Linked DNA regions of Mus musculus: region 2 is linked to region 1. The links are chromatin loops, found by intact Hi-C in ENCODE. Cell type or tissue: gastrocnemius. All regions are shown on one strand.

Region 1 (5,000 bases):
ATGCTGACTCCAGGGCAGTCTTCACGTTGGGTTACTATTAGTGTTTACCTTTATCTGGGGTCAAAGAAGCAGATGCAAGAATTGCAAGAAATGTCTACGTACTTCTTGCCCTGTGCCTGGTTTTAATCTAAGAGCTTTCCCTGTGAGACCCATAAGGCCCTAGAAAAGTCCACTTGCACTGTACGAATGTTAGCCTCACGCCTGGTTTGTACAGTTGAAAGTAAGGCACAGAGAGGCCCTGCAGCTTGCTCACTGCAGCTAGTAAGTGTCAAAGGAGAAATTTGAATTGTGGCATTTAAGTGCCAGGGGAGCCTGTAGCGTCACTTTCTGCTCCTCTCCTTGGTCCCTACAAGAAAGGAACAGTTCCAATGCCTGAGAGTTCGTGTGTTGCACTGCCTACAACTCAGCCTGCAGGGCGCCCCACCCCAGGATTCAAGCTTCTAGATGTATGTGACATGCAGATTTGTGCCCAGGGAGACAGTAGCTCACTCTCTAGTCCCCGGTCCCTTCCCACCATGAATAGCCACAGAGACAGACAAGAGATTGCCTGCTCACATCCAGAAGCAATGTGGCTGGGTAGCTAGAGTGGCCTTGGGCCCTGCCCTAGAAGCCATGGCTCTTTCCACAGCCCATTGAGCTTTCTGGAAAGCAAACATCATCTATCCCTGGAAGCAAAATGACATGTGTGGGATAACTAGGAGCAGGGCCGGGACTCTTTGGACCCCTAACCCCTCTCAGCCTGGTCGCTGAGCCACTCACGTGCACAGGTGTGCAGATCACTGGGAGCACGAGCCAGTTTAGGTTGTGTGTCCTGCAATACTCACCTGCCCTGAGTCCCAGTTCTGCTATGCTAACTTCACACTTTGGCTATAAAAGTTCTTCCCAGGACACTCCTGCCCTGCTCTGGTTTCGGGCTGTCTTTGAACTCACAACACCTTGTAGAACAGACATGGCTCTGAGTGTGTGCATTTCTGCAGTGCCTGCTTCCCCTGCTGTGTTGAGTCTGCAGAAGGTCAGGAGCGATTGCACACTGCATGACCCAGCATCCCGCACACCCCATACAGCTGCTGGATGAAGGAACAGCTTAGCAGTTCATTCCGTGCGTGTTCTCACTGGCTGAGAGCTAGAGTGAACATCTCCATTCCATAAACAAGAAACACTGGCTCTGGCTTTGGGGATGTGTGTGTGTGTGTGTGTGTGTGTGTGTGTGTGACTGTGTTTCCAAAGCACCCTACACATGCACACATGTGCTTGTGCACCTATGACCTGTGCGTGCACTGTGTGTTGAGTGTATATTATGCTATGTACTTTAAATGGGGTGTGTGGTGGGTAGTACATGTGCATAGTAGTTTAGGGTTTGGTATCTGCAGGTTGTGTGGTATGATAAGCATAGGTGTGAGCTATATTGATATGATGGTGTGTGTGTTTTCAAGCTGTGGATGTAGACTGTACATACATACATAGTATATCTATTGTGCATTGGGGCATGTATTATGTGGAACTGTGTGTGTGTTAAGTTGTGTGTTTGTCTTGTTTTTATGTAGTGTGTATGTGTATTGTGCTGGGACAGTGTTTCATATGTATTATGGGCCTTTGTGTATATTATATGTGTTATACATATTGTATGTGCTGCATATGTGCTGCAAGTGCTCTGTGTGTAAGACACATGTGCGTGTATTATGCATTTATTATGTAGTACATGGATATGCTGTGTGTACAGTATGAACTGGGTGCATTTTGTGGCATGATTACTGGGCACAGGTGTAGATGTTACTATGTTTAGCATGCAGGAGTATAATGTGTATACATATGGTACATGTGTGTATGATGTGACATGTACTGTGCCTATGCCTATATGTATATGTTATGATACAATATTTTTTATGTTCTATGGGGCATGCATATGTGTGTTCTATAGCTTGCATGCGTGTAACATGTGTGTTGTAAATGTTTCTTGCAATGGTCATGTGCTTGTGTGCAAGTGTGTTTCATGTGTATATACTTGTGGTGCAATGTTCATGTGTGCACAGGAGTTGGTGGTACAAGTGGATACACATATACCAGGTGTGTTTGATATAAACATGCTTGGATATATACGTATACGTTGGGCAGACCGTTTCTTTGGCTGTTTCTTCCCTCCATGGTAACCAGTGCATCGCAGTTGTCTGGGACCTACCCCATTTCCACACTGAAAGGTCTCTGGCGTCAAGAAACCTCTTTGCTTCCAGTGAAGCACACACTTGGGCACTCCAATCTGGGAGTCTCAGTTACCAACTCTATGTAGAGGTAGACAGAGCCCTCTGCTGGTCACTGGCAGTGAGTGCAGTCGATACAACCAGCGCTCATACCTGCAATCTGATTCCAGGCACAACCTCTACCCTATCCAAGGTAGCAGTGTCCCCCACCCCCATCCCATTCTACTGGGTAGAAAAGCAAGAGACACCACATAGTAAGCACTGTATGTGGTGTGGAGCCCTGAGCTTTCCTGCCAGGGCTGGGAGACCTCTGCCTCTGGTGTCCCTTGTCCCACACGCCTCCAGTCTCCTCCCTGACTCCTAACCCAGGCATGTCCTCCTGACCTTCACCCAGACCCCACACCACCCTGGTTTTTGTCAGTCTCCTGGCTAGGTTTGAGGTCTCCTCAAGAATTGCAGCTGGAGATCAGTTTGCATGGAGGACATTCAATGGAGTTACTGATAATGAAAGACTGAAATATAAAAAAATACTAGAGTAAAAGAAGCCAAAAGACAGGCTCATGGTGGTACATGCCTGTGACACCAGCACTCGGTGAAGGAGGGTGCGGCAGGAGAATTGTGGGTTTAAAGACAGCCTGAGCTACACCACTAGACCCCCATCTCAGAACAAATGTCTCCAGACAGAGGCAAACTCTAGTAAACATATAATATGTGCTAGAGACTCCCCCAATAAGTGGCTTTTACCTCCTGAATCTGCTTCACAGATCTGTTCAGTGGGGTCCATTTTATGAATGAGGAAAATCAAGGTGTAGAAAGGGGAATGGGTTGGTGCCATGTGACCCAACAGCCTGTTCGATGCCAAAGTTAAGCTCTTAAACCATTATGGTAGACTCCGAGTCTGCCAATTTCTGGACCAGGCCTGGGAAAGACACCTGAATTGCAAACATTTAAAGCTTGCCGGTCTTAAAGCTGGTCACCTCCCAGCCTCTGAGAGTGCATTGGTGGATGCCTACCACAGAATCCTTAGTAGTACCAAGGAGCTGAAACTGCCCAGAGTCTCGTCCCAGAACACCAGAGGGCTAAATGCAACCTACAAAGTGCCCATCTGGCTTACACTTAATATTTGTGGTGCATCCAAGCACCCAGAAGGCTTGTTTGAAGTACAGGCTCCTGGGCACTACAGATGCTCTGAAGATGCTCTGGGAACCCTGTTCAAAGTCAACTTTCTAGGTCAGGTTAGCCAGAGCAGGGATCCTCAACCTTCAACATGCCTGTGAACATGCAGTAGTGGGTTGGTGGGCAGAGCTGGATTTCGGAGGTCTGGGCTGCAGCCTGAGAGGCTAAGTCTGCTGTCCTGGCTCTGCTTTCAGCAGCCAGGGCCTACACCAGCGGATCTCAAGTATGTGTAGGCCCAGTTCGCCTGTGTGTGAGTTCAAACACAGACATTTGGTCTTTGTGCCCCACCTCATATCTGATCCATGAGGGTGAGATGGCTTTTGCAGGCAGCCAGGCTGAGAAGCAGGGTCTAATTGCACAAGGCTGGTCTCCAGCATTGAAAGCCAGTGGAAAGAGCTTGGGAGGGGTCTCTTCTCCTGAGCTAGGAGGTAGCTGTGTTGTCGAGCAGAGAGCAGTGTCATAATTCATGGTCCATTCCGTTCCCTGAGATGCCTGGGACATGCCAGACAGTGGGTCACCTGATGACTCTCTGCTCCTCTTGTGAGTTCAACAGTCTGACCTGTGAGAGACAATGGAGCTATGACTGACAGGGCGGCAGAGGGAGAGGAAAAACAGAACTAGGAAGGGACCCAGCATCCCCATTCCCACCAAAACATTGTCAGTGAAGTTTGGATCTGGGCCTAGCCGGCCATGTCATGAGGGCAATCAGAAGACACCATGCTTCTGTCCCTTGAGGCCCATGTGGTGTGGCCATGATGGGGGACAATGTTTCCTCTGATCCCTCTCACTGCCACATGGCTGAGGCAGAAACTGCTCAGTATAACCCAAAAGTCCAAAGTGCTTAAGGGTGCCAGTGTGAGGAGGGGGCTTGCTCTGTGCTGGCCTTAGGGATCTGGGGAGAGGTCAGCCTGCATGAGATTCCCTCTCATTCCTAGGGAGGAGAACTTACACCAGTGTTAGTTACCTGGCCCCACCCAGGTGGGATCCATAGACCTATGGCATCAGCCCTGCAGACTCCAAGGCCCCACTCAGACTAGTGAGGGGTGGCAGTAATCGCTACATCAGATGTTCCCTGTGGCACTAACACTCATGTGAAAGTTGGATGCTTGGGACATAGCTCAGTGCAAGGGAATGTGCTTAGCCCATTCCATCCAAGAATCAAGCCCCAGTACTGGGCTCGGGGAATATGAGGAACTGGAGAGACGGCTCAGCAGTTAGAGCCCGCATTGCTCTTGCAAACAGCCTGAGTTTGCAATATAGCTCCCATGGCATCAAGTTCACAGTTGCTTATAAATCCAGCTCCAGAGGATTCAATGCCCTCTTCTGACCTCTGCAGGCACCTGTATGCACATGTGTATACACACAGACACACATACACAGAGACACTCACACACACACACACACACACACACACTCACACATACATACACATACACACTTTTGTTTAGAATATTGTTTCATCGGTCAATAGAAGAGCAGGCAGAGACCATACTTCTATCTCAGTTGTAGTGTTAACTCCTCACTTAATTCACAGTCTTTTCTGACGGATATTCATATGATCTGAGGTCACTCCTTTTGAAAATGCACTAAAATTATGTACGCTTGCCTGCAGCTTTTTAAAACGCCGTT
Region 2 (5,000 bases), 240 kb before region 1:
ACACCAGAGCAGAGGCAGGCAGAGCTCAGTGGGTTCAAGGAGTCAGGATGGTTGTTGATAACTAGGTTTTCACTGGAAATTCTATGCCTCGTCTACTTTCTATTATTCCTAAACTACTTTATAACTCTTGGCTTATTAAAGAAACACACAGAAACAAAATAGAACATTTGGAAGGTAATCTAGATTTCTTAAAAGGGAGCCAAGTAAAGACTCACCATCAGTTATGAATCCCATACACGAGTCTTGAGTGTGATCATATTTACTCTAGTTTAATACACCGAATAATTTATCTCTTACTAGAAAACAGATAGGTAATAATAGCTTAACATTCCTAACTTAACAGCTTTCTTCTTAAAAAAAAAAAAAGTTAAATAAAACTAAAGGCATATTAAATAAAACTCCAGTAAGGGTATTTTTCGTTTTTGAAGCACTTTGTATTGAGTCTAGTTAACATCATACAGCATTACTGTGTAGAGAGCACATCTAACAAAAAGACAGCAAGCAAACCACTGCCTGGTCAGTACAAAGCAACATCACTGAGCCAAGCTTCTTCCTTTGATGACTACAAAGTCTTTAGAATGTTTCTATTTCAAATGTGGTCGACAAACAGCAGCGCAGTTATCAAACTGCCTTGTTAGTGTCCCCAGTCTGCTGCTTCTCCTCTAGAGTCTGAGAGATATTCTAAGATACTTTCACTAAAACCACAGGAGACACTCACATAACTGAAGTCTCCTTGTGTTTACTATGGCTGATAATGATGTGCTATATTTAATATGTAAGAGAATGAGAAAAGTAATGGACAGCTGGGCAATGGGATGCAAGTATTTATTGGTTTTACAGGACAAAATAAAACAAATTCTGCGGTATTGCTCATTATCTCCACTACTTAATATTTTCTTCTCTAAGCTTCTCTGACAACATTAAGTAGGATTTATAGACCCCTTCCCACTGAAAATCTACCATAATTATTAAGTTGCTATATACTGAAGTCTTCAACCAATACTGGGCTCACTACTATACATGAACTGTCTCTAAATGGGGCTGACATTAATTATTAAGTCACATGTAATTATGTGTAAGAATAAGTATTAAGAAGATCTAGGTAGCAAAAAAATTGCCAATTACAAATGTTGACAAGATTACTACACACGACTACTGAACGTAACCTACCCTCACAGGAATTCCCATATTGTTTTCCATACTCCTATGGAAGCAGTAGTTGTATTATTTGAGTTCTATAGGCCTGTGACAGAAAACAGAAATCCAAGGCAAGAATAGGAAGGAGCTATATACTTTTAAAAAACCACTGAGTTATTAAATGATACAAAATTTTTTTGTTCTTTTTTTTACTGATTCAGATTTAGTTTTTCTCCTTCTATCAAGAAAACTAATTTGTATAGGCTATATATTTTTATTCCTTTTTTTTTTCCTTTTTGAGACGAAGATTTTTCTATATAGCCCAGACTGGCCTCAAATCCTCAATCCACCTGCCTCCAATTTCCAACTATGAATATACATGCCATATTTACACACACACACACACACACGTACAAACATACATACATACATTTTTAAGAAAAATATTTTTAGAGACCGTCTTTATATAAAAACTGGTTCTTACTGGATTCTTGGAAGAAATCCAAAATATGGGGCTTTCATATTTCATGGTCGCAACAAATTACCTTAAATCTTAAAAACACACACAAGCAAATCTTGTATATATTTTCTGATAATACATCCAGCCACTTTGCCAATTTGTTTATACATGGTTTGTTTTCAAAGGCTGTCAGTGATTTGTAAAATGTTGTTCATATATTAATATGTAAAGCATTAATTTCAAATATATAAATTTAAAGAATTTACCATACTATTACTTAAAACTTAAATACTGCTAGCTATTTTCTCTGTATGTTTCTAAAAACTTCCAATTATATATTTTGTTAATATGTTTCTTCCCCTCAAAACAAAATGGGGGTTTAAGCTTTAAGCTGAGTGTTAGGGACAGACGCATGCTTCTGAAAAGAAGGACGCACCCACCCATGGCTCCACGTAGCCCTCTCTAACACTTAGAATGATTACATCAAATTCTACACAAAAGTACACAATGTTGTAAGCAGCCCACTTCCTAATAGTAAACATTTGAGTTTCCTTTTTTTTCTTTTTTCTAAGAATGTTATACATGCTTATATAACAGTTTCTGGAGTAAAAATAAACTCTCCATAATTAATTTAGTAAAATTAGTTCTAAAAACTTATGAAATCGTAATTCTCATGTATACTCTCATTAAAGAATACATGTCAGAATTAAACCTGTGTGAAACAGTATGCATCAACCATATTTTCACACTACACTAGAAAATTGTTCTTTTTTTTTTTTTTTTAACCATCTTTGCTTTTTTGTTTGTTTGGGGTTTTCTGTTTGGTTGCTTTTAAATTTTTTATTAGATATTTTCTTTATTTACATTTCAAATGTGATCCCCTTTCCTGGTTTCTCCTCCAAAAACCCCCTATCCTACCCCCTCCCTCTGCTCACCAACCCACCCACTCCTGGCTTTCCCCTACACTGGGGCATCGAGCCTTCACAGGACCAAGGGTCTCTCCTCTCATAGATGTTCCACAAGGCCATCCTCTGATACATATGAGGCTGGGGCCATGGGTCCCTCCATGTGTGCTCTTTGGTTGGTGGTTTAGTCCCTGGGAGCCCTGGGGGTACTGGTTGGTTCACATTGCTGTTCCTCCTATGGGGCTGCAAGGGGTTCGTTCCTTCAGCTCCTTCAGTTCTTTCTCTAACTCTTCCACTGGGGACCCTGTGCTAGTCCAATGTTTAATCACCTTTATTAACACTAGTTGCTAATGTCCTAAGAGGCCTCTGCAAAATACCGGGAACACAGAAATGATGTTCTGTGCCAAGAATAGCTCTGGTCCAAGAAAGTAAGCTATGGCTTGTAAAGTAGCCAAATCAAGCTAGTTCAAAGTATCAGGGTGGCTGATTATGTTGGCACACATCTATAAATCCTCCCAGTCAAGGGGCAGTGAGTTCAAGGTCAGCCCAAGCCAGGTGCAAGTATACCGTGATATATATAGTAAATTGCACTGTCTAGACATGTAACAAACTTGGTAATGTCACCAATCAGCCACTTGGTGGCAGCAAATACAAAAGAAAAAATCTTCAGTATTTATTTGATTATTTTTACCAATACAAAAATATTTTTCCAATCTTATATTTTAAACAGAAGTTTCTAATGAATAAGGAGCTTCATAGTTCATCTTTTTAAAAAAACACAAAACAAACAAACAAACAAACAGTCTGATTACGTTGTTCAAACTGGCCTCAAACTCACACACCTCCTGCCTTGGGAGGATCACAGGCACACACAACACTACTCAGGACAATTTTAGAGGTTTGGGTTGTTGGTTATATTGATAAACAAGACTAGACCAGCCTTGAACTCTTCTCTTCCTTCTCCCTCAGTCCCCTTTATTAAGATTACTGGCATGTGCCAGCTAACATACTCAACTTTGATAGTAATTATTTTAACATTTCCAGTCAAGCTCAATCTGTTTAAAAATAGCCTTCTATTACAGCACTGACAGACACAATGCAGTCACTTCAAAAAATATGCGACTCTTTTGATGCTTATTAAATAACATATCAAAATAAAAATACGTAAATCATTCTTTCTTTAACCAAATTAGGTGCTCAAATAATCTATCCCCACAAATATTTATTCAACTTATTGCTTGTTCATAATTAATTATATGCTAAAATTACATCAATGAACAAGGGTTTTTTGTTTTGTTTTATGAATCTTACACAAAGTCTCTCATGCATTTCTTTTACCTAGGTTTTGCTATACAGACCAGTATAGTGAAGAACAGACAGTAAAAGACTGTAGAACCAAAAACCAGAAACAAAAAATAAAGACTGTAGCTTTCTTCCACCTGTAATTTAATTTACAATGAAAAAATATTACACAAAAAGTGAAGTCAGGATTACCACAGCCCTCCTGTTTTGCTTGCTTTGTTTGTCCCTCTCTTTTGTTGAAATATTTATTTTGAAAGGGAAAGCACCTGCTACTCTTTATTAACTATTCTGCTTCTTAATTTCACAAAGTGACCTAAGTATTTAAGTTACCAACACCTAAAGAGAGTTATTTCGGGGCTGTAGAGATGACTCAGCAGTTAAGAGCATTAGCTGCTCCTCCAGAGGACCTGGTTTGAGTCCCAGGACCCACATGGTGAATCTCAATTTTCTGGGGGTACTGGTTGGTTCATATTCTAATTTTCTGTAACTTCAATTCCAAGAATCCTGACACCATCTTCTGGCCTCTTTTAGGTACTAGGCATGCATGCATCATGTGATGTACATATATACATGCAGACAAGACACCCACACAGAGATAAAATAATAATGATGCATATAGAGCAACTTCTTGCACAAAGTTTTCATGTAGCAAAGCATGCTTCATTTCTCAGTAATCTGTTCTCAAAATTACTGCCAAAATGCTTATAGTAGAAGTCACTGGTTATAGTGAATTCAACCTGAGATAGTGTGGCTATACTGATAGATAAACCATGGAGTTAAACACACAAGAAGATTGTAAAGGCCCAGCCTTCAGAGACTCTTCAAGAGCAGGGATCGTATCTCATTCACAGCAGTGTATCAGTTCTGTGTTCTGCTTAACATAAACCAGTGAAGGACTGTTTCTCATGAATGAACACTTCATACTACAAACTATATAATATCTTGTCATAAGAATTGTCAAAAGCTCCTCTACTTTTATTTTATTTTATTTTGGCTATTCTTGTTTCTCCAAGATTTACAGCCTATAAGTTAATGAGCAATTTCACACAGTCCAACATAATATCAAGAGTCCACAACATAAAATCCCCAGAGGCAACATTTCTATTTCCCTAAATGCTCATCTCTTCTGTTAAGGAAGAAAGGTAAATGAAGAGTAAATAAACAATAAAGCAGAAAGTTCTTTCATAGATGTTTAC

What was found. A loop is a pair of places that touch in the nucleus more often than their neighbours do. Peaks named below come from ENCODE experiments on the same cell type or tissue, not always from the same donor. Only the 100,000 strongest peaks of a DNase experiment are listed, where the experiment ranks them.
Region 2: a loop joins it to region 1, with 5 times the contacts of the local background. A loop is called at or near these places in 28 of 42 quality-filtered maps.

Annotation. Positions count from the first base shown.
Region 1 is chr14:32,030,402-32,035,401 of GRCm38, forward strand. The region is part of intron 1 of Galnt15 (polypeptide N-acetylgalactosaminyltransferase 15); the gene reads left to right. Among named protein-coding and RNA genes, the nearest start is that of Galnt15, 3.8 kb to the left of the region's middle. In gastrocnemius, a CTCF peak has its summit at 2,304 (motif pointing left); a DNase peak (open chromatin) is centred at 2,308; H3K4me3 peaks cover 4,012 bases; H3K27ac peaks cover 3,833 bases.
Region 2 is chr14:31,791,559-31,796,558 of GRCm38, forward strand. All of the region lies in intron 1 of Ankrd28 (ankyrin repeat domain 28), which reads right to left. Among named protein-coding and RNA genes, the nearest start is that of Ankrd28, 36 kb to the right of the region's middle. In gastrocnemius, a CTCF peak has its summit at 3,125 (motif pointing right); a DNase peak (open chromatin) is centred at 3,094; H3K27ac peaks cover 747 bases.